2 separate regions of the Homo sapiens genome follow, and region 2 is linked to region 1. A link is an interaction called in ENCODE POLR2A ChIA-PET data of the cell type or tissue named here. Cell type or tissue: OCI-LY7. All regions are shown on one strand.

What was found. Peaks named below come from ENCODE experiments on the same cell type or tissue, not always from the same donor. Only the 100,000 strongest peaks of a DNase experiment are listed, where the experiment ranks them.
Region 2: POLR2A ChIA-PET joins it to region 1 with 5 read pairs; 1 of 35 experiments calls an interaction of 5 or more read pairs at or near these places.

Annotation. Positions count from the first base shown.
Region 1 is chr19:55,196,435-55,198,934 of GRCh38, forward strand. It overlaps PTPRH (protein tyrosine phosphatase receptor type H), which reads right to left. Exons shown (of 20, transcript NM_002842.5): 8 at 2,209-2,478; 9 at 683-982; 10 at 88-354. Among named protein-coding and RNA genes, the nearest start is that of PTPRH, 12 kb to the right of the region's middle. In OCI-LY7, no CTCF peak of the experiment used is centred here; DNase peaks (open chromatin) are centred at 567 and 1,287.
Region 2 is chr19:54,167,745-54,170,244 of GRCh38, forward strand. TMC4 (transmembrane channel like 4) reads right to left here. Exons shown (of 15, transcript NM_144686.4): 3 at 1,768-1,916; 4 at 704-936; 5 at 427-548. Among named protein-coding and RNA genes, the nearest start is that of TMC4, 4.2 kb to the right of the region's middle. In OCI-LY7, a CTCF peak has its summit at 917 (motif pointing right); a DNase peak (open chromatin) is centred at 957.

The DNA of each region.
Region 1 (2,500 bases):
GAGTCCCACTGATTTCCTCACAATGGGGCCTGATGGGGTCTACCGAGAATTTCATCATAGCTGGCTGGCCCGCGCGGCTCCGCTCACCTGCACTCTCGGTGTGGCAGACCACAGAGTGAGACACGACCTTCATTCCGTCCCAGATGGTCGTGATGGTGGCTGGGTAGGACCGAGCCGGCCCGAGACCCAACACAGACACAGCCTCCCCACATGAAGATCTGTCCTGGGAGCCCCGCTGTCCTCCCACCTCCAACTCAAAGGCCTCGTAGCCTCCCTGGGGGCAGGACCAGATCAAGTTGACTCCATAGCCCGCTGAGGTGCTGACACAGGAAGTGATGGTGACTGTGTCTGGGTCTGGGTGAAGGAAGCAAGAGGTCAGCAGTGCCATCCAAGGTGGCTTTCCACCCCCTCCACCCCTACCCCCAGTTTTCTGAGACGAGCCCATCCCTTCCTCGCCAAATCCAAACTACCTCATCTTCCCTCCTTTTCTGTCCTCCCCGAATGGACACAAATAAGTCCTTTTAAACTACAACTCCCATGAGGCCTTGGGCTCCTCCATCACTGCAGCTCATGAAGTCATGGCCTGTGGCCTGATGGAATTTGTATTCCATTCATCTCTCAGCTCGCAAGGACTGTGAGCTAAGCCCAGTTCACCACTTGAAGGCAGGAAGGGGATTCTCACATGTGGACGCACAGAGGCTCTGCGTGGAACTGGCTACGTCATTCCTCTCTGCCCACACGGTGAAATTGTACAACGTCCCGGGTTCCAGGGCCTCCACTTTGTACCACGTCTCATTGGTCCTGCTGGTCTGGTTGACCCAATTCGCTTGGGGATCTTGCCCCCTCCGGGGATGTCCCTTGCTGGCCCACTGGACCCAGTATACGTACAACTGAGAGTGGGGGTCTCCAGGGGCCTTCCACCACAGCATGACTGAGTTCTTAGTCTGAGTTTCATTCTGGAGATCTGTGACCTCATTGGGAGCTGAGAAGTGAGAACAGAGGCCTAAGGGGGTATCCTCGAAGACCCTCCTACCCCAGCCTGTCTGCCTCTCCCCCACAGCAAAGCTGAGATATCCATTATTGATGGCTCCAGTGGCTAAGGAGGCTGAACCACAGGAAAGAGTCTAGATACCCAAAGACCATGGGGACCAGAATCTCCTAGCCCTCTCCGTCCCCTGGCTACAGCCCTGGGTCCCACCCTGTCATCTTTCTGTTCTTCCCAAATGCACACCAATTCCACCTACTGAAACTACAGTTCCCATGAGGCTATGGATTCTCTGTATCGCTTCAGCTTATGAAGTCATGGCCCCATGGTGTGATGGGATTTGTAGTCCTCCACCTCTCATGGCCCTCGAGATCTGATCTCTGTATTTTCTTTCCCACAGGAACCCCAGGTAGGGTGTCTTCTCACTCTAGACACACCACGTTTGTAGAGGGAGCTGATAAATTTCATCTTTTTAGCCCAAATGACCAAGGATTAAAGAGTTCCAGGTTCAGGCCAGGCATAGTGGCTCACTCCTGTAATCTCAGTGCTTTGGGAGGCCGAGGCGGGAGGATCACTTGAGCCCAAGAATTCGACACCAGCTTGGGCAACATAAGGAGACCCTCTCTCTACAAAAAATATTTTTTTAAATGAGCTGGGCATGGTGGCGCATGTTTGTGGTCCCAGCTACTCAGGAGGCTGAGGTGGGAGAATCAGTTGAGCCCAGGAGGTCGAGGCTGCAGTAACCATGATCACACTACTGCACTCCAGCCTGGGCAACAGAGCAAGACCCTGTCACACACACAAAAAAGAATGAACCTAGTCTCCAGAGTGATTTTGATTTTTCTCATGAGTGGGACCCACCGTGCCTAGGCTGAGAGGTGGGGCCCTCTCGCTTCATCTAATTCCCTGGGACCAGCTGTTGGCTATTGTCCAGCTGGTGACTTTGTCAGCTCCTGAGAGGTGGTGCTGGACAATTGAGGGCTCCCCCTGACCCCAAAGAGTCCATTTCCCAAAGGGAGAAAAAACAGGTCCCACAGCTTGGAAAGCCCTGTCTGCTAAGAAACGACACCCACTAGGAACGGGACCTACAGGTTTAAGCTCCGGCCGGTGAGGCTGGAGAGGCCCATGGGTACTCTTCATCTCCCAAGGAGCTCCCAAAGTCCTTTCATCTTTTTCCTTCCCCCATCCTAATAGGGCTGGGTTCAGAACCGACTGTGTCTCACCAGTGGCTGCAGTGAGGGTGCTGTTATAGCCTCTGACCTCATTCCTCTCGGCCCAGACGGTGAGGTGGTACAGGCTGCCAGCTTCCAGTTCCTTTAGGGTGATGTCAGTACCTGAGGTGCTTTGGGTCCTGGGGTCAGTCATGCCTTCCCTGACCCATGAGACCCAGTAGCTGTAGGAAGACTGGCCTGGGCCCTGGGGAGCTGTCCAGCGCAAAGCAATGGTGCTGTTGGTCCAGTCCTGCTTGCTGAGGCTTGTCACTGCGTTGGGGACTGGGAGAGGGAGCAGAGTCAG
Region 2 (2,500 bases), 1.0 Mb before region 1:
GAATAAAGGGTTACACAGCAAGACCGAGGATTCTGGGGCCGGGCGCGGTGGCTCACGCCTGTAATCCCAGCACTGTGGGAGGCCGAGGCGGGTGGATCACGAGGTCAGCAGTTCAAGACCAGCCTGACCAACATGGTGAAACCCCATCTCTACTAAAAATACAAAAAAGTTAGCTGGGCGTGGTGGCGGGCGCCTGTAATCCCAGCAACTTGGGAGGCTGAGGCAGGAGAATCGCTTGAAACCGGAAGGCGGAGGTTGCAGTGAGCCGAGATTGCGCCACTACACTCTAGCCTGGGCAATAAGAGCAAAACTCCGTCTCAAAAAAAAAAAGACTGAGGATTCTTGGGGAGGGGGTTTCTGCCACCACCACTTGCTTCCCCACCCCAACCCGTCCCGTCAGGGGTCAGGGGTGCAGGTGCCACTGACCGATGCAGGATGAGCAGGAGGCAGATGAGGCCAACGGCAAAGGCCCAGCACAGGTAGGTGACCGCCAGGCGTGGGCGGGGCGGGTAGAAGCCATAGAAGAGAGGGGACCATTCCAGGTAACCCTGTGGGGGGAAGGCGGCGCAGGGGCCACTGTGGGAGGAGGCGGGGCTCCTGGAGCTGCACAGTCAGGGTCTGGGGTCAGGGTTTGAGGTTCGTGTCATTGAAGGCACTGGGGTCACAGGTGGGCGGGGAATCCCCCAGGGACCCAGGCACCTACCTCACCCGAGAGCAAGTTGAAGAGCTGGGTGGCAAAGGTGACCAGGCCCTGGGAGTGGGGGTTATAGGAGCCGCAGGGCGAGGAGATGTCGGGGCCGGGAGGGCCTGGGGGAGCGCCTCCCAACCAGGTGGGCAGCAGCGTCATGCAGGCCATGAGCACAGAGGCCAGCACGTTAAGAAGGAGCAGGAAGCGCAGCAGGGAGAAGTAGGACTCCGTGCCGGCGCCAAACTGGCCTGCAGGGGGCAGCAGAGAGAGGCTCAGGTTCCTTCCCGGGAGCAGGACCAGCCCCTCCTACCCCTGGACTGGGGTCCAGCCGCGCCTTCCTTTCTTTCTTTCTTTTCTTTTCTTTCTTTTCTTTTCTTTTCTTTTCTTTTCTTTTCTTTTCTTTTCTTTTCTTTTCTTTTCTTTTCTTTTCTTTTCTTTTCTTTTCTTTTCTTTTCTTTCTTTCCTTTCTTTCTTCTTTCTTTCCTTCCTTCCTTCCTTCCTTCCTTCCTTCCTTCCTTCCTTCCTTCCTTCCTTCTTCTTTCTCTCTCTCTCTCTCTCTCTCTATATATATATATATATTTTTTTTTTTTTCTTTTCTTTTCTTTTCTTTTTTTTTTTTGAGACGGAGTTTCGCTCTGCCGCCCAGCATGGAGTGCAGTGGCGCGATCTCGGCTCACTGCAACCTCCGCCTCCTGGGTTCAAGCAATTCTCCTGTCTCAGCCTCACGAGTAGCTGGGATTACAGGCGTGCGCCACCATGCTCAGCTAGTTTTTGTATTTTTGGTAGAGACGGGGGTTTCACCATGTTGGTCAGGCTGGTCTCGAATTCTTGACCTCAGGTGATCCACCCACCTCGGCCTCCCAAACTGTTGGGATTACAGGCGTGAGCCACCGCGCCAGGCCCAGCCGTGCCTTTCTCAGACCCAAGAGTCCAGACCCCCAGCCCCTCCTCCCTCAGACCCAAAAATCCAGGCCCAAGCCCCTCCTCCCTCAAACCCAGGAGTCCGTCCCCAGCCCCTCCTCCCTCAGACCCAGGAGTCCAGGCCCTGCCCCCAGGACACCACCCAAACCCCACCGCACCCCCGATCCTCTTCAGTGTCCACGCCCAGGGCTGCAGGCTTCGCAAGCCTTCCTTTGTTTTCTCCTTGGACCTCCGAAGTAGCCGCGCCCATCGGTCCGTCTTAGTTCCAGAGCCATAGACCACCTGGTCCCTGCTGGCATTTCTTTGCCTGGGAGGGAAACAGGCAGAAAATGAGGGGTTTCGCAGCCCCAGACTGGGAACCATCTGAATGTAGACACAATCCAACAGTAGAATGGAGAAGTAAATTGTGGCCTATACATAAGATAGAATACTCTGTAGCAATAAAAAAGAAACCAGCTGGGTACAGTGGCTCAGGCCTGTAATCCCAGCACTTTGGGAGGCCGAGGTGGGTGAATCACCTGAGGTCAGGAGTTCGAGACCAGCCTGACCAACATGGTGAAATCCTGTCTCTACTAAAAATACCAAAAAAAAAAAAAAATTAGCTGGGCCTGGTGGCGGGTGCCTGTAATCCCAGCTACACGAGAGGCTGAGGCAGGAAAATTGCTTGAACCTGGGAGGTGGAGGTTGCAGTGAGCTGAGATGGCGCCATTGCATTCCAGCCTGGGTGACGGAGTGAGATTCCAAGAAAGGAAAGAAAGAAAGAAAAGAAAGAAACCTAATGCTAGGCAGAAGAAGCCAGCACAAAAGACTGAAGACTGTATGATTCTATTTGCACAACGTTGCAGAGCACAGCTTGCAAAGCTCTACAGAAAAGCAGGAGGCTGGAGTGGG